Linked DNA regions of Homo sapiens: regions 2 and 3 are each linked to region 1. The links are chromatin loops, found by intact Hi-C in ENCODE. Cell type or tissue: Caco-2. All regions are shown on one strand. Links, peaks and the distances in the headings refer to the core of each region. The heading gives the core; the rest is flanking DNA. Region 1 has its middle 79 kb from the start of SPRY4-IT1. Region 2 overlaps LOC107986455 (a long non-coding RNA gene). Region 3 overlaps LOC107986455 (a long non-coding RNA gene).

Region 1 (7,258 bases), core at 2,215-4,714:
CAGCGTTTGAATTAATAAGAGAGGTCTGCAAGATTGCTGGATACAAGAATCATTTGCATTTCTATAGAATTTCTATACATCAGCAACAATCAGTTGCAAAATGTAAATTTCTTATAAAGATGCCCATTTCTAATAGGCACCAAAACATTTTTAAGCACCTAGGAATGAACACCAAGGATTCCCACACACAGAGAAAAGTCTACATAATGACACAGAGATAAGGTGGACATCTGAAAGCCAAGAAGAAAGCCTCAGAAGAAATCAACCCTCCTGGCATATTGTTCTTGGACTTTCAGCCTTTAAGACAGTGAGAAAATAAATTTCCATTTTTTAAAAAGTACTTAGAGGCCAGGCACGGTGGCTCACACCTGTAATCCTCGTACTTAGGAAGGCCAAATTGGATGGATTGCCTGAGCTCAGGAGTTCGAGACCAGCCCAACATGGTGAAACCCTGTCACTACTAAAATACAAAAAATCAGCTGGGCATGGTGGCGTACACATGTAGTCCCAGCTACTCAGGAGGATGAGGCACAAGAATTTCATGAACCTGGGAGGCAGGGGTTGTAGTGAACTGAGATTGTACCACTGCACTCCAGCCTAGGTGACAGAGTGAGACTCTGTCTCAAAAAAAAAAAAGGACTTGGGAATAAATCTATAAAAGATACACAAAACTGTCTTAGTCCATTTTGTATTCCTATAAAGGAATACCCAGGGCTGGGTAATTTATATATTAAAAAAAAGGCTTATTTGGCTCATGATTCTCATGACTGGAAAGTTCAAGATTGGGCATCTGCATCTGGTAAGGGCTTCAGACTGCTTCCACTTACGGTGGAAGTTGAAGAGGAGCTGGTGTGTGCAGAGTTCGTATGTCGAAAGAGGAAGCAAGAGTGTGAGAGGGGAGGGGGATGCCAGGCTCTTTTTAACAACCAGCTCTTGAGGAAACTAATGAGTGAGAGTGAATGAGTGAGAACTCATTCACTCCCCAGCCACACCTCAAGGAGGGCATTAATCTAGTCATGAGGAACCTGCCCCCATGACACAAACACCTCCCATTAGCCCCTACCTCCAACATCGAGAATCAAATTTCAACATGAGGCTTAGAGGGGTCAAACACCCAGAACTCTTTATGGAAAAATGATCAAGCTCTAAATGCTACTTTTAAAAGTGGGAGGATCACTGAGGAGTTTGAGACCAGCCTGGGCAACACAGCAAGATCCTATCTCTATAAATTTTTTTTTTTTTCAATTAGCCAGATGTGGTGACATGTACCTATAGTCCCAGCTACTTGGGAGGTTGACGGAGGAGGATCACTTGAACCCAGGAGTTCAAGGCTGCAGTGAGTATGATCATTCCACCATACTCCAGCTTGGGTGACAGAGTGAGATCTTGGTTCGGGGGTGGTGGGGGGTGGGTGGCGGGGAAAGCCCTAAATAAATGAAGAGAAATGCAATGTTCTTAGGTAAAAAGATTCAATATCATAACTGTCAATTGCCTTTAACGCAACACCTGTAAAAATCCCAACAGGCTTTTTTTTTTTTTTTTGAGATGGAGTCTCGCTCTGTGCCCAGGCTGGAGTGCAGTGGCGCGATCTTGGCTCACTGCAAGCTCCACCTCCCGGGTTCACGCCATTCTCCTGCCTCAGCCTCCTGAGTAGCTGGGACTACAGGCCCCTGCCACCACGCCTGGCTATTTTTTTTTTATTATTAGTAGAGATGGGGTTTCACCGTGTTAGCCAGGATGGTCTCGATCTCCTGACCTTGTGATCCGCCCGCCTCGGCCTCCCAAAGTGCTGGGATTACAGGCGTGAGCCACAGCGCCCAGCCCCAACAGGCATTTTTAAGAGACTTGAAAAGCTATTTCAAAAATGTATATAGAAGAGCAACTGTCCAAGAATGTCAAGGCACTTATGAAAAAGAGTAAATTGAGGGGAACCTACCCTACCAGATACCATGATTTAACTTACCATTGAGACTGTAGTAATAAAAATGATGTGGTATTGGAAAGGGATGGACACATAGATCAATGGACCAGAACAGAGAACCTAGAACAATATCCATGTATATATGGAGACTTGATTTATGACTCAGTGGGCATTTCAGATATTGGGTAAAGCCTGGACTATTTAATAAATGGTGCTGAGACACTTGGTTAATTAAATAGAAAAGAGTGGCCAGCTCAGTGACTCACACCTGTAATCCCAGCACTTTGGGAGGCCAAGGTGGGCGGATCACCTGAGTTCAAGAGTTCAAGACCAGCCTGGCCAACATGGCGAAACCCTGTCTCTACTAAAAATACAAAAAAATTAACTGGGCATGGTGGTGTGAGCCTGTAATCCCAGCCACTCCAGAGGCTGAGGCAAGAGAATCGCTTGAACCCAGGAGGCAAAGGTTGCAGTGAGCCGGGATCCCACCATTGCACTCCAGCCTGGGCAATAGAACAGGACTTCATCTCAAAAATAAATAAATGCAAATAAATAAATAAACAAATAAATAAAATAGAAAAAAGCAAAATTGCATCCCTGCCTCATACTATATACCAAAAAATCCATTCTAGGACTTAAATATGAAATGCAAAACTATAAAACCTTTAAAAGGCAACAGAGAGAAATACTGTTATATGCTTAAGAATGGGGAGAATTTTTTAAACAAGAACAGAAGCCCAAACTATAAAGGAAACAATTGATAAATTCAACTACATTTTTAAAAGAGAGAGTAAAAAGATAACTTAGGCCAGGTACGGTGGCTCACGCCTGTAATCCCTTTGGGAGGCCAAGGCGGCCGGATCACCAGGTCAGGAGTTCGAGACCAGCCTGGCCAACATAGGAAAACCCCGTCTCTACTAAAAATACAAAAATTAGCCGGGTGTGGTGGCACGTGCCTGTAGTCCCAGCTATTCGGGAGGCTGAGGCAGGAGAATCGCTTGAACCCTGGAGGTGGAGGTTGCAGTGAGCCGAGACCACACCATTGCACTCCAGCCTGGGTGACAGAGTGAGACTCCATCTCAAAAAAAAAAAAAAACAAAAAAAGAGATAACTTATTGGGAAAGAGATAACTTATTGGGAAAGGATATTTGGGACATATTTAAATAACAAAGGATTAGTATGGAGAATATATAAAGTATTCCTACAAACCAAAAAGAAAAAGCAAAAATAAATTATAAACATGAGCAAAAGCCTTGAAAAAGCCTTTCAAAGGGGAGGAAATACAAGTGGCTCATTAGCATGTGAAAATATACTTAACCTCATTAGTAATCAGAGAAATACAAATTAAAACCTTGATGAAGCCAGGTGTGATGCCTCATGCCTGTAATCCCAGCACTTTGGGAGGCCCAGCTAGGAGGACGGTTTGAGGCCAGGAGTTTGAGACCAACCTGGGCAACATAGTGAGACCCCATTTCTACAAAAAATAAAACAAACTATCCAGCTGCAGTAACACGCTCCTATAGTCCCAGCTACTTGGGAGGCTGAAGCAGGAGGATTGCTTGTGCCCAGGTGTTCAAGGGTGCAATGACCTATATGATCATGCTACTGCATTCCAGCCTGGGTGACACAGACCCTGTCTCAAAAAAAAAAAAAAAAAAAAAAAAAAAATTCCTTGAGGAGATACTCTTCCACACTTACCCAACTGACTACAATCAGAAAGCCAGACAAGGCCAGGTCTTGGAGCAACAAGAACAGGATGTGGAGCAACAGAACTGCTCTCCACCACTAATAGTAGAATAAACTGGTAAAACCACTTTGGAAAAGAGCCTCGCCTTAGCTAATAAAGACAAATATGCACATGTTCTACTACCCAGCAATTCCAGTCCTATGTTATGCACTCTAGAAAAACTCCTGCCCAAGGGTACCAGGAGGTATGCACAGATGTTCATGGCAGGGTTTTTCAGCAGGGTCAGGACCAGAAGGAGGAAGAACGGCTCCTAGGGCAAAAAACTTAAGGTGGTACTCCCCTACTCCCCTTCAGGACTGTTGTAGGTTGTGGTCTCTAATATTGCACGCGCAGTGTTGATAGCAAGCTGAATGATAGCCCTTCAAAAGTACATCTGTGTCCCAAAACCTGTGCATGTGACCTTATTTGGATAAAGGGTTTTTGGAGATGTAATGAAGTTAAAGATCTGAAGATGAAATCATTCTGTTTTTTGTTTGTTTGTTTGTTTGTTTTGAGACGGAGTCTCACTCTGTCACCCAGGCTGGAGGGCAGTGGTGCGATCTCGGCTCACTGCCAGCTCCGCCTCCTGGGTTCACGCCATTCTCCTGCCTCAGCCTCCCGAGTAGCTGGAACTACAGGCGCCTGCCACCACGCCTGGCTAATTTTTTGTATTTTTAGTAGAGACGGGGTTTCACCGTGTTAGCCAGGATGGTCTCGATCTCCTGACCTCGTGATCCACCCGCCTCGGCCTCCCAAAGTGCTGGGATTACAGGCGTAAGCCACCGCGCCCGGCCTGAAATCATTCTGGATAGACTGGTTGGGTCCTATATTCAATGACAAGTGTCCTTAGAAGAGACACACAGAAGAGGGACACAGGGAGAAGAGGGGAAGGCCATGTGAAGGCCAAGGCCGAGGTTGTAGTCATGCAATCATAAGCCATGGGCCAAGGACACTTGGAGCCACCAGAAGCTAGAAGAGGCAAGGAAAGAGTCTCTGCTAGAGCCTTTGAAGGAGTATGGCCCTGCCAACACCTTGATTACAGACTCCTGGCATCCAGAACTGCGAGAAGAAAAATTTCTGTTGTTTTAAGACACCAAGTTAGCAATAATTTGTTATGGCAGCACTAGGAAACTAGTGTGACTTCCCTCTTCCTCACCCTAGTCCCAGGCCTGTTGCTCAGGATAGTAAAAAAATGAAACAACTCTAATGTCCATCAACAGTGGAATACATGAATAAATTGTGGTGCTATTTATAATGGAATATTTTAGCAGAATGAATGAACTGCAGCTATGTAGATCAGTTAGGATGGGCCTCGAAACCAATGTTGAGTGAAAGAAGCAAATCAGAGAAAACTACAGTGTATGATTCCATGTATACATTTCAAAAATGAGTAAAAGGATACAATGTATTGTTTAGATTTGCATGCACAAATGGTAAAACTATAAAGAAAGCAGGTGATTTATCAACACAAAACAGTGGGTGCTTCTGGGAAGGAGGGACATGTGCTCAGAAAGAGGCACTCGGGGCTTGTAAGGCTGCAGTGTTTAAGCTGGCTACTGGGTGCCGTGGTAGTTCTTGTATTATTCCTCTTTACATTCTATATCTTGCATTTAATATGCTTTTTGATATCTTCAATATAGTTTGTAATGAAAATTAACAAAGCAAGTATAGGCTATGGAAATTAACATGCATGGTATAGTATGCTGTGTCTCTTCTTAGATGAAAGATCCCATAAGATACGGGCTAGTTAGATTGTGAGTCAGCCTGTCAATCAGTCATCTAACACGTATGCACCAAGCTCTGGTACAGTGTGAGGCTCTGGGTTCCATAACGAAGTAACACATTTTAGGGAAAGGTAATGGGAGTGGAGACAAGAGAGAACACACAATGATTTATTTGCAAAATTAATTTTTAAATCCAAAAATGTGTTTAAGGGCCATGACTTACAACATTTTCTGTTACTCAAAGTCTTAAACCTTTCCAGGATTGATACATGAAAACAGTTCAAAGGTGGGAGTTTGAACACATGCATTCCAAAAGCCCGCTAGAGTAAGATGAAGGGAATTAAAAAAAAAAACAAAAAACCCAGGCCAGGCACAGTGGCTCACGCCTGTAATCCCAGTACTTTGAGAGGCCGAGGCAGGCGGATCACCTGAGGTCAGAAGTTCGAGACCAGCCTAACCAACATGGATAAACCCCATCTCTACCAAAATACAAAATTAGCCAGGCGTGGTGGCACATGCCTGTAATCCCAGATACTCTGGAGGCTCAGGCAGGAGAATTGCTTGAACCCGGGAGGTGGAGGTTGCAGTGAGCTGAGATTGCACCATTGCACTCCACCCTGGGCAACAAGAGCGAAACTGTCTCAAAAAAAAAAAAAGACAAAAACCTAGAAGGACAAAGTGAACAGGGGAAGAGACAGCAGCCAAAAAATAAGGAAAACAACATAAACCAACAAAAACCCAACAACAACAACAAAAAGCAGACCCATAAGTCGTAACCAATTTAGCAAACCCAACAAAGCTGGCTCCTAATCCAGCAGTCGGAATGCTGAGCAGCAATGTGATTTGCACTGCAGATCCCTACAGAGGGCTCCAGGATCTACAGCACCAAGGATCTCTAGCAGTGGAGTGTTGGTGGTGGGAGAAGAGAGACAGATCCTCTCATATTGTTTTATATTATCTTATACTCAAAAAAGGGAAGAGAAGCAAAACTAAAGGCAGGTAGCCCAGTGCCTAGGAACCAGATCCGAAACCAAGGAACCAGACCCGAAACCAGGCCTGGGCCTGCCTGACCTAAGCCTGGTAGTTAAAGATCGACCCCTGACCTAACCGGTTATGTTATCTATAGATTCCAGACATTGTATGGAAAGGCATTGTAAAAATCCCTGTCCTGTTCTGTTTTGTTCTGATTACCATTCTGATTACTGGTACATGCAGCCTCCAGTCACATACCCGCTGCTTGCTCAATCGATCACGACCCTCTCACGCAGACCCCCTTAGAGTTGTGAGCCCTTAAAAGGGACAGGAATTGCTCACCCGGGGAGCTCGGCTCTTGAGACAGGAGTCTTGCCGATGTTCCCTGCCGAATAAACCACTTCCTTCTTTAACTCGGTGTCTGAGGAGTTTTGTCTGCGGCTTGTCCTGCTACAGTGGAGCTTCCGAGCCCGAAAACGGGCTGTACAGAAGCCAGACTCCACACCCTCCCACTCGCCATGCAGTCCGGTTGCTGCCTCTCCCCAAAAGCTGGCAGAGACAGGCGTTTTATTCTCCGAAGAAGGAACAACAGAGGGTCAACAAGCAGCACAGGTGACTACAGTGGGATTAAGTTTACAGACTGTGTGCTGAGACAGCCCCAGCCCTCTGCCTTCATCTGTCCCCAGAAGGTGGACAGCCAGGCGTCGACCTTCCAGGCGGGAGATTGGAGGATTTTTATGCTTTGAGACACGGAGGAGGCAGAAGAATTAGCTTTTGTGCCTTCCAAACCTGAAATAAAAATCGGAGTGGCCCTGAGCTGCAGTTTCCACACAGAATGGAGTGGCTTCTGGGGTACCGGGAGGCCAGGAGGGAAGAGCTCAGATGATCCGCAGCCCTGCCTAGGGTGGGGGTGGT
Region 2 (7,258 bases), core at 2,168-4,667, 53 kb after region 1:
TCAACACTTTGAAACTCTCTCTCAAAGTCAGTTCGCAGGCAGCAGAGCTAGCTGATGAAACCCTGAATCAGAGTCCTCATATGGGATATTTCCTCCCCTCTGAGCTCCAAACTACCATTCTGTTTCTTTGATGGTATAGGAAATTCATGGACTTATTCCCAAATTGAACTCTCAGAACATACTGGCCAACATAGCACGATCCCATCTCTTAAAATTGTGTGTGTGTGTGTGTGTGTGTGTGTGTGTGTGTGGAGGGGGTGCACACCTGTGGTCTCAGTTACTCAGGAAGCTAAAGCAGAAAGATCACTTGAGTCCAGGAGTTCGAGGCTACAATGAGCTATGATGGTGCCACTGCACTCCAGCCTGGGTGACAGAACGAGACCCTGTCTCAAAAAAATTTTTTTAAAGTGAAACACATAAAAAGATGCTCAGCACCTCTAAAACTAAAAACGAGTTATAATTTTACATCCACGAGATGGACTATGATGAAAACAATGGATAACATCCAACCCTGGTGAGGGTATGGAGAAATAAGTGCTCTTGTATCATGTTGAGGAGAGTGCGTATTATTAGTACACGGCCCCCTGCAGGTCTTCCTCTCCCCGCACATGCACACATGCTGCACCCCACATCAAGAGGCAGAGCTTGGCTCCCACCCCCTTTGAATCTGGGCTTGCCTTGTGACTGACTTTGATCAATAGAGTATGGCAGCAGTGACATTCTGGAACCCGGACCCATGCTGCGAGAAACTCAAGCCACATGGAGAGACCAGTAAGAGGGAAGCCAAAGGCGCTCCTGGGGATAGCCCCAGCCCAGCACCAGCCAGCACCAACTACCAGCCCCACCAGTGAGAACGTTCGGACCCTCCCTGTCCAGCACCACAGGAGGCAGAGCCACCACTTAGTCCACCTACAGAAACATGGGGAATAATGAATTATTGTTTTAAGCCATTTAATTTCGAGGGATTTGTTACTTAGGAATAGATAACAGAAACAATATTCATTGTCATCTTGTATGAAATAGAGAAAAAATTGGAAGCAAAAAGCCATCAGTAGGAGAATGGTTGCATAAATTATAGTCCAGCCATACCAGAAATGCTGCACAGCCATTAAGAAGATTGCTGTGAATCTGAATGAAGTGACAGAGGAAGGCCCCCAAGATAGGTTAATGAAAAAAACAATTTTTTGTTTGTTTTTTGAGACGGAGTCTCGCTCTGTCACCAGGCTGGAGCGCAGTGGCGCAATCTCGCTCACTGCAACCTCTGCCTCCCGGGTTCAAGCGATTCTCCCGCCTCAGCCTCTAGTAGCTGGGACTACAGGCACACGCCACCACACCTAGCTAATTTTTGTATTTTTTAGTATCGATGGGGTTTCACCATGTTGGCCAGGATGGTCTCAATCTCTTGATCTCATGATCTGCCCTCCTTGGCTCCCAAAGTGCTTTACAGGTGTGAGCCACCGCACCCGGCCAAAAAAAGCAATTTTTAAAACCATATGCCTAGTATGATTTTGCTATGTAAAAAATATGTGATTTGGGTAAACACATTTAAAACTATCAAAAAGATATACACCAAACCATCAACAGTATTTACTTATTGGGGGAAAAAATGGATTTGGGGCAAAAAAGCGTATACAAACTTTCACTTTTGATTTCTATACAGTTTAATTTCTTCTGCTGCTTCTTCCTCCTCCTCCTCTTCTTCTTCCTCTTCCTCCTCCTTCTTCTTCTCCTTCCTTCCTTCCTTTTTTTTGACGGAGTCTTGCTCTGTTGCCCAGGCTGGAGTGTAGTGGTGCAGTCTCGGCTCACTGCAACCTCTGCCTCCCGGATTCAAGTGATTCTCCTGCCTCAGCCTCCCGAGTAGCTGGAACTATAGGCATCCGCCACCAAGCCCAGCTAATTTTTGTATTTTTAGTAGAGACAAGGTTTCACCATGTTGGCCAGGCTGGTCTCGAACTCCTGACCTTGTGATCCGCTCACCTCGGCCTCCCAAAGTGCTGGGATTACAGGCTTGAGCCACTGTGGCCGGCCTTCTTTCCTTCCTTTCTTCCTTCCTTCCTTCCCTTCCTTCCCTTCCCTTCTCTTTCCTTCCTTCCTTCCTTCCTTCCCTCCTTTCCTTCTTCTTCTCCTTCTTCTTCTTCTTCCAATGAGCATGTACTCATGTTTTATAGTTTTATAATCTAATAAAAGAGGACAGATTTCCAAGCTTTTTTAACCCAGTCCCCTGGCTTCCTGAGAAGTTAGGTTGAGTCCGGTCTCATGTTAGCTGTCCTTTCACTGAGCACCTATGATAAAACCAGGCACCCCACATACTATTTCCAGTTCTCACAACAACTAGGCATTATTTTTCCAGTTTTAGAAATGCGCCCATGTGGGTTTAGAATGGATAGGGAATGTTCCAAGTGTCACCCAACTGAGTGGCGGAACCAGTGTTTTAATCCAGGTGGACCCCACTTCAAAGCCCTGGTGCCCTTTCAGGTAAGACCTGGGCCGGCCTGAAGGAGCTGATGGTCTGGCCGGGGACAAGAACTCACACATGGACAGAAACTACTGGATGCAATGACTGCACACAGGGACCTGGGTTCAAATCCCAGCTTCACTGCTGACCAGGTATGAAGCTGTGGACTAGTGACAGCCTCCTGTGTCTTAGCCATTGAGCAAGCATCTACTAAGTACCTCCCAGGTGACAGGTACTGCTCATGCCAGGTCCCCACCACCTTGGGAGGGAAATCCCTGCCCCATGGAGCTCATGATATAATACTTGAGCCAGATATGAAACAAGTAACCAGATAAACACATGATGTAACCACAGAGGATAATAAAAGCTAAGAAAAAGAAATACTGCCAGATGCAGTGGCCAGACATGTAGTCCCAGCTACTCAGGAGACTGAGGTGGGAGGTTCACCTGAGCTCTGGAGGTTGAGGTTGCAGTGAGCTGTGATCATGCCGCTGCACTCCAGCCTGGGTAAGAGAGCAAGACCCTGTCAAAAAGAAAGGAAGGAAGAGAGGGAGGGAGGAAGAAAGGGAGGAAGGAAGGGAGGGAGGGAGGAAAAGGAAAGAGAACAAAACATAAAAATGCCTCAATTTTCCTGTCTGTAAAATGGGATGCTGATGATGCCAATTTCACAGGACTCTCGTGCTGAGTCAATAAAATATTTTCTGTCAGATGCTTAGTGCCAAGCTGGGTGCACAATGAGTAAATGGGAGTGACGGTGCTGATATGCTAAGCTGTGTTTGTACAAGCTGTGATAAAGAATTTTTAAAAGGTGCATGACAAATATTTGCTAAATGAATGCAACAAAGAGCCATCACCTGGGCTAGAGCAGTCAGGGAGGACTTCCCAGAGGAGGCACCAGAGGAGCCTCTGCTCAAAGCTGGACCACACTCTGTAGGGCAAAGGCCTCCACCCTGCGCAAGAGGTTCTGGAGTGTCCAAACAGAAGACAGAGGCAAGGCAAACAGGCCAAGCACCCTGCTAATGTGGTTAGTTTGGGCCTTATCTCTGAAAGGAGCTGGGTCTCAGACAGCTTGTCGGGGCTGACCACAGGGCCTGCCGAGAAACCAGATTCAGAACATGCGCTTGCTGCTGCCACCACCGGGAGGGCGGTGCGGGTGGGGGTGCAGGAAGGCCTGGGGGAGCGCCGGGTTATTTGTTATGGGGTGAAGAGGAAGCTGTAAGTGGTCCTCTGTCCTCCATTAACAGCAGGATGGAGTCAGGCTGGAGCCACCAGCTTTGGAGTCAGCCTTGTTTTTTAAACACACATGGCTGGCCCAGGCCTTTTAACCCCCAAACACCCCAGGGTTCCTGCAGGAAAAAAACAGTAGCCTTTGGTCTAGAAACTCTGCAGCTGGGGTGTAGCTTAGGGCATTTCTTTTTAGCTCAGAAACAAACAGAAGATAAGAATATTGTGATAAAAGGAACTGTACTTTTATAATGGATTATTCAAAGTCAGGGAGTCTGGGATGGTTATAATTCTTTATACTTCAGACTCTTTAATGTACATCCACAAAGCTAAGAGCAAATAATAAAAATGGATTATCCTTGTCTGCAAAGAAACACAAACTATTTATTTCTACCCAGTCCTCCCCCACCCACTCTCATCACCAAAAGTTGATGCAAAGAAATATAAACGATTTACTGCAAAGAAATACAAAGGATTTATCTCTCTCAATCCTCCCCCACCCACTCTCATCACCTGAAAGTATGAGACCTAGAACCATTTACACAAGTCTATGAGTACTTCACCCCCTCTGAACCTCCCCCAACCCTGTTCATTGGGACCCATTCTATAGCACTCTTCGGTGGGGTGAAGGGGTGATTGTACCAGTGATTCTTAACTTTTTGGAGAAGTCCCAGACAATTTGGGAAGCTCATGAAGGCCATGGACCCTCTCCCTGGAAAGATGCACACCACACAGAATTGTGCACTGTATTTCAGCAGTTCCAAGACTTCTCAGTCTTGGAACAGTACTTCCCAGATACAGTACTTCCCAGGTCAGACCGATTGGTAAATTTCTTCCAGCTCTTATTCTACAACTGATTTGCTCCCATTCAATACATGAGATAATCCTTAGCAATCAGTCTGATGATAAAAAAAATCTCAGTGGCTCAGAAACACCCAGGAAGTGTTTCTAAGGCTCAATAGTTAGTAGGGTAAGAACGGTTACCACTGTGGGAGGACTAGGGCATTTGCAGCAGGCACCTGGATAGCAGCTCTGAATCCCCACTTAGACTGGTGACATGAGGATAGGGTCCCTAGGACCCTTACGGCCAACAGGATTTCCACTGCCTTATACCCACAGATAGGCTGAGAAGGTGAAGCTTCTCCAACCCCCCAGTGCCCATCATGTTCTCATGAGGTCTCACTCTGAGGCTATGCTCAGGCCCTATACTCCACAACAGGGGTCTGCAAGACCATGCTGCTGAGCAGGGGGCAGGCTGGGTCTGAGAGTCCAGTCCAGATGGGTTTGGGCCCCAGACTTTGGAGAAAAGGCAGAAGTGAACACAGACTAACCATGTCCTCATCCAGCCTGGATGAAGGATGACCCAAAGGCTGGAGCTACGGTTCACCCCAATCCAAACAACTACTGTGGAGGGTGTGGGAGGCTGTGTTTTCCAGAGCTTGCAGTTCTTTATCTACCAAATCGGGCTTCTGTACCACCTCCCCTCTCCCTGACACACAAGAATCATCCCAGCACTTCTGGAAAAGTTTCCAAGGCAAAACTGCTGCCCTGAAGGCAGTCCCTTCAGGAACCAGGGTGATCAGGACAAAGCAATTTCAGGAGGCGGGAAGATCATAATCCACAAGACTTTGGTCAGGCTCAGTGGGAGCAAGCCAGCCCCAAAATGCGGTAATGATTACTAACAGACGATGCTCCCAACCTTACACGTGTTCCACATCCACAAACTGGAAAAAATTGTCAAATTAAATATGAAACAGGAAGTAGAGATAAAGACCCATGCACACACTGCGCACAAACTCACATACACTCTTCTCGTTAGCATGGGATGAAAGCCAGTGGTGACGATTTTTAATTAGAAAGGAGGACTCATAGCTGCCTCCCAAGGCCAAGGCACTCGGCTCTGAACACCAGGCCAGAGTTAACCCTTGCAGCTCCAGGGCGGTGCCTCATTATAAATGGCCCCACTCTACAAAAATTAGCTGGGCATGGTGGTGGGTGCCTGCAGTCCCAGCTACTTGGGAGGCTGCGGCAGGAGAATTGCTTGAACCCAGGAGGCAGAGGTTGCAGTGAGCCAAGGTTGTGCCACTGCACTCCAGTCTGGGCAACAGGGCAAGACTCTGTCTCAAAAAAATAAAAAAAAGATAAATGGCCCCTGCCGGGAGTGGTGGCTCACGCCTGTAATCCCAGCACTTTGGAAGGCCGAGGCGAATGGATCACCTGAGGCCAGGAGTTTGAGACCAGCCTGGCCAACATGGTGAAACCCCATCTCTACTAAAAATACAAAATCAGCGGGGCGTGGCGACGCATGCCTGTAATCCCAGCTACTCGGGAGGCTGAGGCAGGAGAATCACTTGAACCCGGGAGGTGGAGGTTGAAGTGACCTGAGATTGCGCCATTGCCCTCCAGCCTGGGCAGCAAGAGCGAAACTCTGCCTCAAAAAAAAAAAAAAAAGAAAAAAAGATAAACGGCCCCACTGCTAGAGGAAGCTCATCAAAGTTTTCTAACCTTGCTTGGTTAATTAAAGAATCATTAAGAAATGGGTGGAGGGGATAGGAGGAAGAAAGGAAGAGAAGAGAAGAGAAAAAATCAAGGGGAGAAGAGACTCTCGTGGCAGCATCAACCCCTCCACCAGGAGAGTGCTGGTGTGGAGGCCATGCCCTCTGAAGCCTGAGAGAGACAGGTTAGACTCCCAGCTTTTCTGTTCACCAACTATGTAACCATGGACTTACCCATCCTCTTGGTTTCAATTTTCCTTGTCTGTGAAATGGAAATGATAGCATGAACTTGACAAGATTGTTGTTAGGATTAAATGAGATATGTATGAAAAGCACCTATTTGCTTAGAACATTATAAATTCTCCAAAATGATGGCTACTACCTGGCCATTAAATTAGTTTCATTATTATTCTTTAGTCTTCTTCTGACCATGTTTGAGGAAAATCTTTCCTCTAAATAAATATAAGGGGATAAACTATCTCCTGTAGATACTGATTTCAAAGTGTGGGGATAGGGTAGGGAAAGTAAGTAGTTGCCTTTTCCTTGAACGGATTCGCCACTCCCCCCCACCACCATCACTGTGTCAGCTGAGAGTGAAATGTGACATCCTGGATGGACGAGTCCAGCAGTTGTCCTTTAGGGAAACCAGCCCACGCCCTACAGAAAAAGACAACCAGAGCTCTAAAACAGGAGCTAACGCCCCACCCCACCCGAACCCTTTCCCTGCCCATCACTCCTGAGTAGCATTTGACTCCAGCTTAAGTTGCTGCTTGAACGGCAGTTTACTGACAGCGATGCAGGTGCATGCATTTCCCCCTTCCTCTTACCAAGTCTATCTGAGAAAGAACAGGCAGGAGAAAGTGGGCTTGATTCTTTCTAAAACAAAAATGATCATTTTAGAGATAATCGTTATCATCCTGAAAGAGCTCTTCACATCTCAATGACCAGCTAATGCATAGAATATTGCTGGGCACATAGTAGGTGTGCATAAATACCTGTCGAGTGTCCAAATGGACAAAGTGACCCAGTCCCCACAGTGGCTACTCCTGAGGCACTCACATGTCAATAATAGAGACATACAGAA
Region 3 (7,258 bases), core at 2,597-5,096, 70 kb after region 1:
ACCCGGCCCCAAGTCTCAGGTATTTCTTTATAGCAATGCGAAAATGGACTAATATATGAGGTTACACATTTATATTGATCGGGGTGTAGAAAATACTACCCCAAAATGTGGCACTTTGGCATACTGAGTATTTTAAACTGAAAGAAATTGAGAAAATCTCAGAAGCAGAAGTCTTTCTGACCTTTTCTCTCTCTTTTTTTTTTTTTCTGAGACTGAGTCTTGCCCCGTTGCCCCAGGCTGGAGTGCAGTGGTGCGATCTTGGCTCACTGCAAGCTCCGCCTCCTGGGTTCAGGCCATTCTCCTGCCTCAGCCTCCCAAGTAGCTGGGACTACAGGCACCCACAACCATGCCCGGTAATTCTTTGTATTTTTAGTAGAGACGGGGTTTCACCATGTTAGCCAGGATGGTCTCGATCTCCTGACCTCATGATCTGCCCGCCTCAGCCTCCCAAAGTGCTGGGATTACAGGCATGAGCCACCTCGCCTGGCCTCTGACCTTTTCTCTTGAAGAGCCTTATTTGACAAGTGTTCTGCCCTATACCTGGAAGAAAGGACTATTACACAGAGAGGCCAAGAGAAATCTGAACAAACAGGCTAGTTTGTTACCTTTAGATCATACCCTTTTGACCTCCAATCATATTTCTGCACAACTGTCCATAAAAATACAGTTTTCAGTCAGGTGCGGTGGCTCACACCTGTAATCCCAGCATTTTGGGAGGTCAAGGCAGGTGTATCACTTGAAATCAGGAGTTTGAGACCAGCCTGGTCTCAAAGTGAAGCCCCATCTCTATGAAAAATACAAAACTTAGCTGCGTGTGGTGGTGCATGCTGTAGCCCTGGCTACTTGGAAGGCTGAGGCAGGAGAATGGCTTCAACCCCGGAGGTGGAGGTTGCAGTGAGCCAAGATCATGCCAGACTGGGCGACAGAGAGAATCCATCTCAAAAATAAAATAAAACATAATGAAATAAAATAAAAATACAGTTTTCCCTGGGTCGGGTCTTCATTTCTTTCTTTTTTTTTTTTTTATGAGATGGAGTTTCACTCTTGTTGCCCAGGCTAGAATGGTGCAATCTTGGCTCACTGCAACCTCCACCTCCCGGTTCAAGCGATTCTCCTGCCTCAGCCTCCTGAGTAGCTGGGACTACAGGCACCCGCCACCACGCCCGGCTAATTTTGTATTTTTAGTAGATACGGGGTTTTCCATGTTGGTCAGGCTGGTCTCAAACTCCCGACCTCAGGTGATCTGCTTGCCTCAGCCTCCCAAAGTGCTAGGATTACAGGTGTGAGCCACTGCACCCGGCAGGGTCTTCATATTTGAATGCTCCTGCATCACGCAAAACTTTGGTTAAACACATTCGTTGTTTTTCTATTGTTAATCTGTCTTTTGTTATAAGGGTGTTGGCCATAAACCTTGAGATAGGTGAGGAATATATATCCCTTTTCTTTCCTTATCCCTTTTCTTCCCTACAATATTCATTCAAGACATTCAAACTGAGAAAGTCAGTTCAAAATAATAAACTTTCGAAGTTGTGTCTTACCCCAAGAGACAAATACTTAATGTACCCCATTAGTTCTATTTTTTATTGTATGAATTCATACAAAACTATTCTGACAATGATCAAGGATGTTTCCAGGACCTGCTCTCACACGTTCCCTCACCCCCACCAGCTTTTGGCAAAGATAGTTGACTAAATACCACTAAATAGTGGCTTTTTTTTTTTAACAATGACCTTATTTTATCTTTTAACTTTAACTGAGTCTTATATACAGACCTGCCCAACTGGAAAGCTTTTACACATGCTTCAGAATGCGGCAGTATTGCACAATGGTTTGGGGCAGGTTCTGTGGTTAAACATGGGATGGAACCCCAGCTCTACCTGGCTCAGCTGTACGGCCCTGAGCAAGTGACTCAACATTCCTACACATGGGGACCCCCGCTGGAAAATGGAGATGGTAACAGGTACCAGCCTCACACCTAGGAGGCGCTCACTTCATGCTCACTGCTAAGTTTCTTCTGTTTGTCCTGACTTTATAGCTTTCCCTAATTGCAATTCCCTGCTACAAACATCACAGATGGAGAACACATGGAGGGAACAAATGTTAGGTAGCCTGCTGAACCCTAGGGCCAAGTTCACCAGTAATCCTACTAGATTTTAGCATCATAATTCCTCTATCTGGCATGGCTCCACCATCAGGGCCCAGATGACCAAAGACACCCAGGAAGGGAATGAAGACTTCCTGTTGTTTAAAACTGTCCTTCTGTCTGTACTTCACTGCCCTCAGCAAACTGCCACTCCACAGCCATATGATCCTGATTCACTTCCTCTGCTTCCACAGCCAACATCTTCTCAGCACCAGAGAGAAACCTAATTCGCCCTTACTCCTGGGTTGCTTTCCATGTTGTCCTCAAGGTGCCTCGGGCATGGGCCACCAGTAAGGATTCACCCAGTGAGGATTCAGCTGTCACCTAGAAACTCGAAGTCTTCTCCCCATTGAAAGCTGTTGAGCTCACCTAGGCAGGCTCAAACCAGCTGACATCTGCCCTTTCAGCTAAAAACCTGCTTGCCGCAATAATCAAGATATTTCCACAACATAACTTGATGGGGAGGGGAGGGGACATTAATCACAGATTATTAAATGATGGTACGGTCAGGTGATGGAATATGACTCAGCCACTTAAAACAATCTGACTAGAGACTATGAAAAAAGATGTTCAAGACAAGAGGAGTGAAACAAAAAGCAGAGTCAAAAGAGTTTGCACAGGTGCTCTGGACTGAATTGCATCCCCCCAAATTCATGTGTTGAAGCCCAGGCCCCCTCAACATGACTGTAATTGGAGGCAGGGCCTGTGAGAAGGTGATAAAGGTTAAACGAGCTGGGATCCTAATCCCATAGGGTTAGTGCCCTTATAAGGAGAGGAAGACACATCAGAGCTCTCTCTCTGCCATGTGAGAAGGCCGCCATCTGCAAGCCAGGAAGAGAGGCCTCACCAGGAGCCAAATCAGCTGGCACCTTGATCTTGGACTTCTCAGCCTCCAGAACTGTGAGAAAATAACTTTCTGTTGCTTAAGGCACCTAGTCTGTGGTATTTTGTTATGGCAGCCCAAATTGACTAATGAGACAGTGAAATGCAATTTAAAAGTTAAAAAAAAAAATTTCCCCTGCATGTGTGTTTATCTATTTTCTACCTGTATACATATGCAGGCACTGAAAACAGACTAGAAGTAGATACACCAAAATGTTCACAGGGGTAATCAGTGCATGGTGGAGTTAGGGATAATTATTTTATTCATTTTGCCTGTCAGTATTTTCAATAATGGCCATGCATTACTTTTAGAGATGGGGGGAATTAACTCTAGAAGAACATTAAAGCTTGCCTCTCCCCTCACGTCTTCTTTGGCTTGAGTCACATCTCACAGAGAGAAAGACCAAGGCACGCTGCACCAATGAGCTCCCCGAAGTCATGCTTCCCCTCCCATGTCGTGCTGGCATCCTTTCTCCGAGGAAGAGAATGAGTTTCCAGACAGCAGAGCGGGCCCTTCTCAGGGCCAGGATGGTCCTGGCAGCAGTCGTTCTCTAACACATCACGACATGTGTTTCCAGTAACTCTGTTTGTGGCCGCTTTCTTCTCTTATCACTCCTCCTGTGACCTTTGCTGGTTGCAGACTTACCGACTGGAGCCAGGTGGATTTGTTTGATTTTTGTTGATGGTTATTAGGAAGAGGAAGTGCCAGAAGGGATTACCTCAAGTTTAAACCTATTTCCAGCAGAGTCCCAGGGCCTTTAATTACACATGTTGGGTCTGTTTGGTAAAGAAGTGGTCAAAGATGTGCTTTTTATCTCCCTAGGAATCTCCTGCGACTGGCAGCATTCCATTTGTGCCTGATGTTCCTGTAAACTCCAGCCACAACCCCTGTGGGGAGGAGGGGCTGCTGTGGAGAATGAGATATGAAGTTGAAAGCTGGTGAGAGACTTTTTTTTTTTTTTTTTTTTTTTTGAGACGGAGTTTCTCTCTTGTTACCCAGGCTGGAGTGCAATGGCGCAATCTTGGCTCACTGCAACCTCTGCCTCCCAGCTTCAAGCAATTCTCCTGCCTCAGCCTCCTGAGTTGCTGGGATTACAGGCATGTGCCATCACACCTGGCTAATTTTGTATTTTTAGTAGAGATGGGGTTTCTCCATGTTGGTCAGGCTGGTATTGAACTCCCAACCTCAGGTGATCCACCTGCCTTGGCCTCTCAAAGTGCTGGGATTACAGGCGTGAGCCACCATGCCCGGCCACGTATCTGGGAGTTAAAACCACCATATCTGGGAGTTCTTGGCCAGGCCGTGTCATATTGTCATTCCTGACAATAGAGGAAGATTAGAACTGCACCTGACAATAGAGGAAGATTAGAACTGCATCAGAATTTTGTTTTCTGGACCACACTATTGCAGTCCCCAGAAGAGTGTCACGGGTCAGCCACTGCTGAACACAAGGATGAGGACAGTCGGAATGCTAAATGCCCAGCCCAGCCCACCCAGCCCAGTCCAAAAGCAGCCTTTTTTTTCCTTTTTCTTTTCTTTTTTTTTTCTTAGTGAAATAGTAACAGACTATAGGGAGGCAATAGCTGTCTCTGGGACTATCAAGACACCAGCTCAGCTGCGCAGCAGACAAATGTCACTTTTCTGATACAGGTGGCCCTAATCAGAGAGATCCTACTACAGCTGGTGCTCAAAAATAACCTTTCCCCCTCTCTGATTTACCCAGGCAAGTGAAAGAAGACAGACTCCAGGATTACATTCTCCAGAGCATGAGTATGTTGCTCTTCTTTATCTAACTTGCTGGTTAGAGGGATTGTCAAATTATAAAGTTGGTTAAGGTCCAAGATTAAAAAGTTTAATATGTAAAATGCAATTTTATTGGGGAGGATAATGAGGATGCTTCGTTACTGAGGGTCTTGGCATATTTTGGAGTAACCGAGAGTCAATAAATTAGGAACTATTCCTCAGATGCTTTTATTAAAGACATAGCAATATAGGTCAAATGCACGTACAATTTCAGATAATAAGATTCCAAATTTTCCTTCAGCTTATGCCCCAGAGGGTATGGAATTTAGAGAGGAACATTTAGTTAAAACGGAAACATGAACAAGTGGGCTTTTCGTTAGAGGCCTTTTTCATCCTAGGCTGAGGGACCTTACTGCACAATTCTGCCCCTGGAAGGTTACTTCATCCACAACCCTCAATATCCCAGCAATATCCTTTCAGCAAGAGCACACAGAACACAGATTCTTGCCCCAGTCGCTGGAATCCTTCAACCCCCTCAAGGAGGGCTAAGCAACATTCTTTTTCTTGGCATCATTGCCTCATTAGAGCAACTAAAACAGGTCCTGAAAGATACAGGGCATGGCCTCCACCATAAGAGTGCCTTCCCTGGAGTCAAACCCAGCCTCCTCTCTGATGCTCTTAGCACCACTCTCCATGACCCTAGCCTGTCCCTGTGCCAGAAGGGCTGTCTGGGGTGGGTGGCATGAGGGGGTATTTTAGTTTACCCACAATTCTGCTGCAATATAGACATGTAGTCTTTAAATCACATATTAGGGTTTTTTAAAGCATGGCACCAATACACTGATGGCACTCTACATGATATTAAGTAGTATTAAAACATAGCTTTTTTTTTTTTTTTTTTTGAGATGAAGTCTCCCTCTGTTGCCCAGGCTGGAGTACAGCGGTGCAAATCTCGGCTCACTGCAACCTCCGCCTTCCAGGTTCAAGCGATTCTTCTCCTCTGCCACCCGAGTAGCTGAGGCTACAGGCACGCACCACCACACCTGGCTAATGCATTTTTCATTTTAATGGTTATGTAGTTATTTTAGTGTGGATTCAAGAAAAAAATTAGCACATCAATGGTTTTTCCATGGCTATTATTTAGGAATGAGGGTAAGAAATAACACATTTAATTAAAAATTTTAAATGGTAGGTAACTTAATAGCATAGGTGATATATAAATAGGGCAAAATTCATGAAGGCTACACTTTGGGGAAAAGATGGCTACAGTTTAGGAAAAAGAGCCACCCATCCCACTCTGTGGCAGTTGGACAAATTAACCAATGTATATGAAACACTTGATAAGTATATTAAAATGCCAAAGACAGCCTTCCACAGTGCTAACAGACATGGAATCAGAAAGTTGAAGTTCCGATCATAGCTCTATCATTTACTTAGCTCTGTGATCATGGGCAAATTATAACTCTTTTAGAAATAAAAATTCCTATCTCATAAGATTTTCTGAGAATTAAATGTGATAACATTTATAAAGCATTTAGCACAGCACCTGGCATATAGCAAGTGCTTAGAAAGTAGGAGTGATTATAATTGCAAAGGCCTCATTTCTAAAGTAGGCTACCCATGTATCTGCCCTGAAGATTACCCTCAAAGAAGATGCAGCCCGAATAGTACAAGAACATTTAGTCCTTTGATTCATAGGTCAGCTGCCAGAGAAATATGCACGCAGACGCATTTGCAAACCCCAAAATTGCATACAATTTTAAGACATTAACAGGCCCCCAATTGACACCTCCTTTAACCATAACCCGCACTGACTATACACCTGGTAAACTAAGATGGAAAACCAGGGTAACAAGAGGTATCTCCAACTACTTCCACCATAGGGAGGCCTGGACTCATCCCACCTTCCGGGTGCATTCCTAAGACTGACTGGTTCTCTTTGGGTGCCTCTTAGTACACAGGCTATCACAGCTTTATTCTCTATGTGGGCAGAATGCAAATAAGGTCTTGAGGGCCCCCCCGACACCCTCATCCCCAGTAACTGGCTTGTTCTCCCTGCCCTGGCTCAGCGTAGTACAGCCCAACCTTGCAATTTAACTCAGTGCTGATGGAGTTGGGTAAACTGAAGTGCCTAGCAAATGTACGTGGAAAACCATGGTCCCTGATAAGCTGCTGATACGGTGTGCTTGTGCTTCCGCCAGTTCTATTTAAACACTGATAGGCCCTTGGGCAAACAAGAAGCCTTTTGTGCTCTGAGCATCCACAACTGCCATCCTGAGCCCAATCTGGACATGAGCAAGCCTCACAGTGGGTGGAAGTGAGGGTGGGGAAGAGACAAACTTTTCCTGCATTTTATCAGATACATGCACACAGGCAAGACCAAGCTGATCTTCAAACCTGGGGGCCCCAATCTTTCCCCACACTCCCTACCCTACCTCACAGTGATCTCTTAACAATGGAGATTTAGAAAAATTTTTCTTTTTCTTTTT

The links. Hi-C counts contacts between places; a loop is a spot of excess contacts. Peaks named below come from ENCODE experiments on the same cell type or tissue, not always from the same donor. Only the 100,000 strongest peaks of a DNase experiment are listed, where the experiment ranks them.
Region 2: it touches region 1 in a loop (2.3-fold over the local background); 5 of 110 quality-filtered maps call a loop at or near these places.
Region 3: a loop joins it to region 1, with 2.7 times the contacts of the local background. A loop is called at or near these places in 7 of 110 quality-filtered maps.

Annotation. Positions count from the first base shown.
Region 1 is chr5:142,236,064-142,243,321 of GRCh38, reverse strand. No RefSeq gene overlaps it. Among named protein-coding and RNA genes, the nearest start is that of SPRY4-IT1, 79 kb to the left of the region's middle. RefSeq lists an enhancer at 6,120-6,848. In Caco-2, for the core only: no CTCF peak of the experiment used is centred there; a DNase peak (open chromatin) is centred at 3,661.
Region 2 is chr5:142,183,375-142,190,632 of GRCh38, reverse strand. All of the region lies in intron 1 of LOC107986455 (a long non-coding RNA gene), which reads left to right. Among named protein-coding and RNA genes, the nearest start is that of NDFIP1, 78 kb to the right of the region's middle. RefSeq lists enhancers at 3,034-3,563, 4,537-5,432, 5,433-6,329. In Caco-2, for the core only: no CTCF peak of the experiment used is centred there; DNase peaks (open chromatin) are centred at 3,282 and 3,761.
Region 3 is chr5:142,166,103-142,173,360 of GRCh38, reverse strand. It overlaps LOC107986455 (a long non-coding RNA gene), which reads left to right. Exons shown (of 3, transcript XR_001742907.3): 2 at 3,849-3,964. LOC124901096 (a long non-coding RNA gene) reads right to left here. Exons shown (of 2, transcript XR_007058978.1): 2 at 4,974-7,258. Among named protein-coding and RNA genes, the nearest start is that of NDFIP1, 61 kb to the right of the region's middle. In Caco-2, for the core only: no CTCF peak of the experiment used is centred there; a DNase peak (open chromatin) is centred at 3,920.